3 separate regions of the Homo sapiens genome follow, and regions 1 and 2 are each linked to region 3. The links are chromatin contacts, found by Hi-C or POLR2A ChIA-PET in ENCODE. All regions are on one chromosome and are shown on one strand. Each heading gives the region's core, a stretch centred on a gene start or an enhancer-like site at or near the end of the contact. The rest is flanking DNA. Distances are from core to core; before and after follow the strand shown. Region 1 overlaps PPARD (peroxisome proliferator activated receptor delta). Region 2 overlaps FKBP5 (FKBP prolyl isomerase 5). Region 3 has its middle 10 kb from the start of TULP1.

Region 1 (3,071 bases), core at 180-2,679, 110 kb after region 3:
TAGCTGCAGACCCAAACAGGAGCCTGCGCTACCTCCACAGCCTTCACCCTGCCTTAGCTTGGACACTAACTGCCTCCTCCTGCTCCATGCAGTCACAGGGGTCCAGAGCCCATTTCTGCGGGGTGGGCTTGCTCCTCTGCCTGAGTCACCGCCTGTGGCTAGGATCTCCTGCAGCTGAAAGCAGCAGCGAGTGCAGGGTGTCTACTCCCAGCAGTATATCCTTATGACCCTGAGTTCCCTCTAAGGGGAGGAGCGAGGATGAGCTGCATGTGCAGGCCTGCAGCACTTGGGTAAGGAGAGAAGTGGTGGGAGAAAGCAAGAAGCAGAGGGATCAGGCCAGGCGCGGTGGCTCCTGCTTGTAATCCCAGCACTTTGGGAGGCTGAGGTGGGTGGATTGCTTGAGCCCAGCGGTTCGAGACCAGCCTGGCCAACATGGTGAAACCCCATCTTTACTAAAAAAATACAAAAATTAGCCGGGCGTGGTGGTGCACGCCTATAATCCCAGCTACTCGGGAGGCTGAGGCAGGAGAATCACTTGAACCCAGGAGGCAGAGGTTGCAGTGAGCTGAGACTGTGCCACTGCACTCTAGTCTGGGCAACAGAAGGAGACTTTGTCTCAAAAACCACAAAAACAAAAAAGCAGGGGGAACTGCAGCAGGGAAAGCCAGGGGCTGCATGGATTCTGGGTGCTTTTGAAGGTAAACATAACATGATGATGATGAAGATGACAGAACAGTACAGGGTACTAGAGAAAACTGTCTGCACTGCTGATAAATAAAGGGGAACCAATAAGTGAGACAGGAGAAGCTACAACTGCTTGGCTGCATAAAAATAATATTAGTTGAGTTATTCATACTAACTGCTTAGCATTTTTATCTAATTATGATACGGCTCAATGATGATGTGTATAATTATTACCAGACCAATTGAACTGTGTGTTTCGACTGATCATAACAATCCCAGGTACAGCTGATCTTTCTAGTGTGCTGTTAGTGGAGATTGGTCTCAGATGCCTTGTGTTAACAGTGGTGGGAATACTAATAATGATGATGACATGTGTTACAGATGCCCACTCATTTAATTCTCACGAAAGCCCATATCCACATCACCTACCATCCTTTGGCCTGTTTTACAGAAGGAAGTGGTGCAGCTTGCTCCAGGCCCCACTGCTGGTGAGTGGCAGAGCAGATCCCCACCGCACTGGGCGTGAACCCAGGCTTCCGGCTCCAGTCCTTCAGCACTCTGCTACTCTGCGCCCCACATGATGGCGTTTGCAGAGGGCCAGGATCCCCACTGCACTGGGCTGTGCCTCCTCTGCCCCGTGTCCCCTGCCAGTCCTCTCCTCACCTGTGTAGCTGCTGGAAGGAAGTGCATGCTGTGGTCCCCCATTGAGCTCTGGGGCTCCTTCTGCCTCTGCCACTTCCTCTTTCTCCTCCTCTTCCCGGACCTCAGGGGCTTCCTCCTGTGGCTGCTCCATGGCTGATCTCCCCTCGGCGCCACACCTGCAGGCCCAGTCATAGCTCTGGCATCGTCTGGGTCTGAACGCAGATGGACCTCTACAGGGTGGTTCCCATCAGCCTGGGCAGAGGAGAAGACAGGAAGAGGTCAGGGGAGGCAGTGACAAGGAAGAGGATGGTGCGAGTGGGGCACGCTTGGGGGCTGCTGTCATGGAGGGGGTTCTTCTGCTCCTGCTCCTTCCCTAGTTCCTGCAGTGCTATACCATGGTCTCTGCTCCTTGTATCACAAGTCACCTGCCCTATCACCCTTCCCACCTGGCTCTTGTAGTGGGTTTGTGGGGTTCGGAGCAGGCTCCATAAACTAGAGAGGTGACACATCACTGTGCCACCCTTCCCTGCCTCCTCTGCTGCCTTCTGTTCTGAGTCTCCAGGAAGCACATTGGAATGACTTGAGGGGCTTTTCCCAACTCTCCAGCCCACCTGGAGATCCAGATATGCATCACGCCTCCCATCCCCGACCCTGTCCCTATCAGCACTCAGGCCCAAGAATCACGGCTCTGCTGTGCTACTGTTCCTGAAGGGGTGAGTCCCATCCTTTCAGTGGTTGGGTGTGGAAAAAAGACATAAAGCCCTGCTGTTCTTGGCTCATGTTGACAGCAGATCTGCAACCATGGCCTCAATAGCAGAGACATCAGAAAAAGGAAGATGTGCTCCATCCTGGAGTCTTTCCAAGGTGACAACTTACTGGGTGGTGATGCCACGTCCACATCACCCAGGAGGAGACAGTTCCAACCCTTAGCAAGTAAAACATTATCCACAAATGCCACAGTCAGAGATGATAAGATCATGAGGTACTGTGGAGAGTCTCCCAGCGGGGAAATGTCTGCACCAGACCTTGTGGAAGGATCAGGAGAAGAAAAGATCTGCTTTAAGATGTTAAGCATCTGTGGGACCCCAACTCTCAGATATTTTACCGACAGCTCAAACTCAATCTATCCAAACAGAACCCATCATTTTCCCCAAACCCATTCGTCCTCTAGTAATCTTTACTTTAGCAACCCACCTGCCTGTCTACCCACTCATCAGAACCAGAACCTGGAGTGATCAGAGACTCCTTCTGCTCTCTCTCCCTGCTCTAGACCTGCCAACTCGGCTGTACACTGTAGTCACTGGGGAGTTTTTAAAAAGACAGATGCCTGGTCCCATCCCCAGAGATTCTCCTTTGATTGGTTTGGGGAGCAGCTTGGACATTGGGTTTCTTATTTTTTAATTGTCCTGGTGATTGTAATGTACAGCCAAGTTTGTACAAAACATGTTAAGGCTACACATTCATTTCCACCAGGCCTTCCCTTGCTTGGACTTAACAATAACCTCGGGGCCTACTTGAGGGTGGAGGCTGGGAGGAGGAGAGGAGCAGAAAAAATAACTATCGGGTACTAGTCTTAGTACCTGGGTGATGAAATAATCTGTATAATAAACGCCTGTGACACAAGTTCACCCACATAACAAACCTGCATCTGTACCCTGAACCTAAAATAAAACACCACCACAAAACTCTTAGCTGTTTTCTGATGGGTTTTTTTGTTGTTGTTGTTATTGTTTTTTGAGACAGTC
Region 2 (3,060 bases), core at 309-2,808, 88 kb before region 3:
TACCTGATACTTTTATGACTTTAGACAAGTTACTTAACTACGTGGAGCATTCAGTTTTTTTAATCTGTCAAATGGGAATAGTTTTCACTCCCACAGGTTGTGTGACAGTGATAACGGTTTGGCTGTGTGCCTACCCAAATCTCGTCTTGAATTGTAGTTCCCACAATCCCCACGTGTCGTGGGAAGGACCCACTGGGAGGTAACTGAATCGGGGGGGCATTTTCTCCCATGCTGTTCTCATGATAGAGTGAGTTGTCACGAGATCTGATGGTTTTATAAGGGTCTGGCAGGGAAACCCTGCTGGCTCTTCCCTCTTCTGCCGCCATGTGAAGAAGGGTGTGTTTGCTTCCCCTTCTGCCATGATTGTAAGTTTCCTGAGGCTTCCCCAGCCATGTGAAACTGTAAGTCAATTAAACCTCTTTTCTTTATAAATTACCCAGTCTCAGGCAGTTCTTCATGGCAGCGTGAGAATGGACTAATACAAACAGTTACAAAGAAGAGTGTCAGACATTTAGTGGACACTTAATTTCTTCTACCCTATATATTGTGTTTCACTAATTTGTTTTGCTTCCTTTTAATTGATCTAAGGAAAAAGATCCTTGACTCCTCTTTTTCTTTTTCTGTTGCCCAAGCTGGAGTGCAGTGGGCCAGGCTGGAGTGCAATGGCGCATCTTAGCTCACTGCAACTGCTGCCTTCCGGGTTCAGGTGATTCTCCCACCTCATCCTCCCAAGTAGCTAGGACTACAGGCACGTGCCACCACACCCAGCTAATTTTTGTATTTTTAGCAAAGACGGGGTTTCGTCATGTTAGCCAGACTGGTCTTGAACTCCTGACCTCAGGTGATCCACCTACCTTGGCCTCCCTAAGTGCTGGGATTACAGGCGTGAGCCACTGTGCCTGGCTGACTCCTCTTTTTCTTATCTCCTACATGTCATCCATCAGCAAATCCTCTTGGCTCTACCTACCATGGTTATTAGAGACCTAAAATTGTCTCTAATAACAGTCTTCAAATTAATGATATATCTTAATAGTAATCTTATCTAAATCACATTTCTCAAGGTTCCGGGGAAAGAATAACATTATGGACTCAAAAAGGTTTTTACTGAATTGTAAACTTTTACTTCCTTTTCATAATTTGTCTCTGTGTGGAAGAGAAAACTTAGGTTAGTTTGATGGGATTTATTCTTTCTCAAGGAAATTTTGATTTTTACTCTTTATATGAGGATCCTAATGGTTACAAATCAGTTTTTAGAATCTGTCCCCCTACGCTTTTTCTTGTGTCAGTTAAGATGACCATCTTGTAATTTTTATTCAAAGTTTTTCTTTCATTTAAAAAGTTACTGTGTTCTAAGGTACTCTAATTGATATGATTATGATGACTGATACTTCAGTCTTTAAGTTTAATTGCAGGTCTTGGCTACATTGCTACTTTTCAGCTTTGCTTTCTTAGAAAATCAAATCTGACTTACATAAGGTTCTAAATAGCTACCAGTTACTCTTCCCCCATCCCCCAGTCTCTCACATCGTCTGATTTGTCAACTTTAGTGGTTGGAAGAGGCCCATCAAAATGCTGGCTGTATGTGGTTCTCTCGCCTCTCAGTACTTTCAGCCACATTTGAATGCAAAGAATGCAGACAGTCAGCAGTATTTTTAAATGTGAAATTTTCAACAGAGTGTTCTACAGGTTCCAGTTGTTGGCGTACCTCCTTTCCCTCTCCAAATCTCACTGAAATGATAGATGGAGGGAACAAAGATTTTCAAAAGAAGAAGAAGAGATCAATAATAGTGCTGGAAAGGAGAGGAATGTAAGAGTGGATCAGAAATTATGGAGAATTTCTGGAATATGTAAAGTTGATGAAGTTGAACCAATGGAAACTAGTCTCAGCAAATCCAACCCGAGACAGGTGTAAAGAGGACTTAAGCAGAGGTACACACTGTTCTTCTCAACAGGCTTAGGCGGAACTCCAAGCTCATGGTCATCTGGTGTGAGGGAGCCCAAGCAGGCTATGCAGCAATCATCAGGGTTGTTATAAAACAAGATGGAACAGCGGGGCCAGTAAACCTCCAGTGCAGTAGTTCTCAACTTTTCCTGAATTTAGAATTACCTAGGGAGCTTTTAAAAATTCTGACACCCAGACCAGTTAAATAAGAATCTCACATCTCAGAAGATGGAACTCCAGGCACAAGTATTTTTTTTTAAACTCCCAGATTATTCTAGTTTGCAGGCAAGGACTGAAAACTACTAGACTACGGTCTGACTGTGACTTTTTCTCCCAAGCTAAAACCAGTAAGGCCAGGTTCTAAAATAAAATAGAAAAATAATAAAATAAATTTAAAAATAAATAATAAAACAAAATGTGCCTCAAAAGACTCCAAGTGTTAGGACTTCGACTAGGGAAAATGAATGTATTTTTTGAAACTTTTTTTTTTTTTTTTTTTTTTTTGAGACGGAGTCTTGCTCTGTCACTCAGGCTATAGTGCAGTGGCGCGGTCTTGGCTCACTGCAAGCTCCGCCTCTCGGGTTCACGCCATTCTCCTGCCTCAGCCTCCTGAGTAGCTGGGACTACAGGCACCTGCCACCACGCCCAGCTGATTTTTTTTGTATTTTTAGTAGAGACGGGGTTTCACCGTGTTAGCCAGGATGGTCTCGATCTCCTGACCTCGTGATCCACCTGCCTCAGCCTCCCAAAGTGCTGAGATTATAGGTGTGAACCACCACGCCCGGCCTTTTTTGAACTTTTAAAACAAATTTAAAGGGGAAAAAAGTGTAAAGACAGCTTTTCACAGTAAATAATACTAAAGTGTTCTGCTCCTAAAGTCAACTTTCCTGTGCCCATCATGCCCAGCTCATAGTAAATGCTTAATAAATATTTGTGAAATCTTCACCCTTAGATCCCCGCAATCAGCCCATCCTTTTGCAGAAAGGCCTGCCATGGAAACATATCCAACTGCTTAGAAAAATGGTGCCAGCTAACTATAGTCATTTGATCATCCAGAATCCTTCCTTTATAATACGGCCAGACAGCAAAGAATCATCAGCAAATATCACGAAAAAAGC
Region 3 (2,952 bases), core at 389-2,888:
TCTGGCTTACTTCACTTAGCATAATGTCCTCCAGGTTCCTCCATCTGTAGCTGTGTCAGAATGTCCTTCCTTTTTCAGGCTGAATAATGTTCCACTGTATGGGTACACCACATTTTGTTCATCCATTCATCAGACGATGGACACTACTGTTGCTTCCACATTTCAGCTACTGCAAATAATGCTGCTAAGGACATGAATGTACAAGTATCTCTTCGAGACCCTGCTTTCATATTTTTTTTTTTTTGAGATAGAGTCTCGCTCTGTCGCCCAGGCTGGAGTGCAGTGGCACGATCTCAGCTCACTGCAACCTCCGCCTCCCGGGTTCATGCCATTCTCCTGCCTCAGCCTCCCGAGTAGCTGGGACTACAGGCGCCCGCCACAACGCCCGGCTAATTTTTTTGTATTTTTTTTAGTACAGACGGGGTTTCACCGTGTTAACCAGGATGGTCTCGATTTCCTGACCTCGTGATCTGCCTGCCTCGGCCTCCCAAAGTGCTGGGATTACAGGCGTGAGCCATCGCGCCTGGCCGAGACCCTGCTTTCATTTGAGCATAAACCCAGAATTGAGATTGCTGGGTCATTTGGTAGAGGGTCTCGTCTTTGTGGGGAGTGGCCTGGCTTCTGGACTAGAGGGTGTGAGGAGCTTCGATAGGAGCTTAGAGGGGATTCACTGTGTGACTGTGGGCAGGTCACTTTCCTCTCTGGAAACAGATCCTTATTTCTAAAACAGGTGCTCTTGTGGTTTTTGTTGTTGTTGTTTGGGTTTTGTTTTGTTTTTTTGAGACAGAGTCTCACTCTGTCGCCCAGGCTGGAGTGCAGTGGCACGATCTCAGCTTACGGCAAACTCCACCTGCTGGGTTCAAGCAATTGTCCTGCCTCGGCCTCCCGAATAGCTGGGATTACAGGCGCCCGCCACCATGCTCAGCTAATTTTTGTATTTTTAGTAGAGATGGGGTTTCATCATGTTGGCCAGGCTGGTCTCAAACTCCCGACCTCAAGTGATCCGCCTGCCTCGGCCTCCCACTGTTGGGATTACAGGTGTGAGCCACCACCCCCGGCCTTTAACTTTTTCTTTAAATTGAGACAGGCTCTCACTATGTGCTCAGGCTAATCTTGAACTCCTGGCCTCAAGTGATCCTCCCTCCTTGGCCTCCCAAAGTGCTGGGATCACAGGCGTGAGCCACCGCGCCCGGCCAGGTGCTCTTAACCACACACATTCTCAGGCCTCTTTTCCCAGGAGATTCTAATTCAATATCTGGCCTGTGGCCCAGGATATTTTTCTTCTTTTTTTTAAGAGCCTTGGATGATTTTTATCATCAGACAGGTTTAGGAACCGCGGGACTTGACGCTTTCCCTTGCAGCTCTGACTGCTGTTGACTCCGTGGTCAGGAAGCGGATGTGGAGTTCACATCCTAGTTGCCAGCACCACCTCAGTTTCTTCACCCGCTAAAGGAGGGCAGTGGCGCTACCACAGGACTGTGGCACGAAGTCAATGGAAATGAAAGAAAATATGTACCTAGTACTAAAACCAAACCAAACCAAAACCAAGTCCTGTAACATGCCTGGTATTCCCAGTTATCCTCACCTTCCGCGGGGCCGGTGTCCTCCCCGGTGGGTGTGTTCGTGTCGCCACCTGGTGGTAAGGCTAAGTCAGTGCACCCTCCCCGCCCTCCCACTCCAAGCCTGGGCTGGCCCCCGTCAGAAGCCTTAAGCTCCCGGAAGAGCTGAAAGCCCACGGTGGGAGGGCCTGGGGTTCGGGGGTCCCAACACATTCCACAGACCCATTCCAGCGATGATGAGTCGTTGCCTCCGCTCTGCCAGCCTAGTCTGTCCTGCCCCCTCCTTACTAGTAAAGATGGAGCCTACGTGCTAGAGTCCTTGCAGACACTGTCTCATTCCACCCTCACAACCCCTTTGTACGGTAGAGGGACTTACCCCTTTTTCACAGCTGAGGACATTGAGGCTCAGTGAAATTAAGTGACTGGCGCAGAGTCACACAGCTTGAAATGACGGAGCCAAGTCTCAAGCCCAGGTGGGTTTTAACCCACAACTATTTCCAATAAGCCACAAGGCCTCTACCCTGGTAGTTCCCCGCTTTGGCTGGACATTGAATTCACCTGGGGATCCTTGACGAATGCTGACGCCTGGGCCCTACACCAGGGGTTCTGATGAACCAGTCTAGGGCGCTGTAAGGCTCAGGAGGGATCCTGATGGGCAGCCAGAGTGACAGCCACTGCTCTGAACTCGCCCATTCTGTTTCGGGGCTCTTCCCTCTGCTCTGGGGGTGCTAGCCAAGTGTTTGGCTCCGGGGACTCACAAATATGCAGCTGCAGCAGAGGGCGTGCACCTCGGGACAGCCTCCAGCCTGCAGCAGGGGCTCTGATCCTCCTGCCCCTAGCGTGGGGTGGGGTGGCTCCAGAGCGGCTCTGGAGGGAGGCTTTGCTGGGTACTGACCTTCAGCAAGTGACTGCACATTTCCGTGAAGTTTCCTCCAATGTAAAACAGGTGTGAAAACTGTAAATCATGTAAAATTGTCGAGTTTTTTTTTTCTTTTTTTGTTTGAGTCAGGGTCTTGCTTTATTGACTAGACTGGAGTGCAGTGGTGTGATCGTAGCTCACTGCAGCCTTGAACTCCCGGCCTCAAGCAGTTCTCTTGCCTCAGCCTCCCAAAGTGCTGGGATTACAGGCGTGAGCCACCCTGCAGGGCCTAATTGTTGAGTATTAAACGAGCTAATACAGCAGATAAAGCACTTAGAGCAGTGCCTGGAACCCAGCAAGCTCTCAATGAATACAGCTACTGCTACTGCTAATAGTAGTATCACTACTCCATCAGTCGCACCCCGTTTGGACTACTCGCCAATTATCAAGAGAACTGCTCTTTTCTGTTCTAGAAAGATCACTGTCCCATAGGGAGGGGCTAGCCATCAAAGAGAGCGGGCACAGAGGCAGGCA

Evidence for each region. Hi-C counts contacts between places; a loop is a spot of excess contacts on that map. ChIA-PET counts read pairs that join two places held with the same protein, here RNA polymerase II (POLR2A). Pooled maps may share reads with other maps.
Region 1: a loop to region 3 is called in a map of lower leg skin, with 33 times the contacts of the local background. The contact joins two enhancer-like sites. A Hi-C loop is called at or near these places in 1 of 168 maps with a recorded cell type or tissue (lower leg skin). POLR2A ChIA-PET finds 5 or more read pairs at or near these places in 3 of 52 experiments (OCI-LY7, activated T-cell and naive thymus-derived CD8-positive, alpha-beta T cell).
Region 2: a map of PC-3 shows a loop between it and region 3 (2.8-fold over the local background). The contact joins two enhancer-like sites. A Hi-C loop is called at or near these places in 11 of 168 maps with a recorded cell type or tissue (CD4-positive, alpha-beta T cell, CD4-positive, alpha-beta memory T cell, CD8-positive, alpha-beta T cell and 6 more), 1 of 37 single-sample maps with no recorded cell type and 17 of 50 pooled maps. POLR2A ChIA-PET finds 5 or more read pairs at or near these places in 1 of 52 experiments (activated CD4-positive, alpha-beta T cell).

Annotation. Positions count from the first base shown.
Region 1 is chr6:35,409,494-35,412,564 of GRCh38, reverse strand. PPARD (peroxisome proliferator activated receptor delta) reads right to left here. Exons shown (of 8, transcript NM_006238.5): 3 at 1,348-1,578. The coding sequence starts at 1,477. Among named protein-coding and RNA genes, the nearest start is that of FANCE, 41 kb to the left of the region's middle. RefSeq lists enhancers at 844-1,376, 1,377-1,910. Within about 2 kb of position 1,429, at least 2 of the 41 ENCODE cell types and tissues checked have a DNase peak (open chromatin) inside an H3K27ac peak, as active enhancers do.
Region 2 is chr6:35,609,954-35,613,013 of GRCh38, reverse strand. The region is part of intron 5 of FKBP5 (FKBP prolyl isomerase 5); the gene reads left to right. Among named protein-coding and RNA genes, the nearest start is that of MIR5690, 53 kb to the left of the region's middle. Within about 2 kb of position 1,558, at least 8 of the 41 ENCODE cell types and tissues checked have a DNase peak (open chromatin) inside an H3K27ac peak, as active enhancers do.
Region 3 is chr6:35,521,682-35,524,633 of GRCh38, reverse strand. No RefSeq gene overlaps it. Among named protein-coding and RNA genes, the nearest start is that of TULP1, 10 kb to the right of the region's middle. Within about 2 kb of position 1,638, at least 5 of the 41 ENCODE cell types and tissues checked have a DNase peak (open chromatin) inside an H3K27ac peak, as active enhancers do.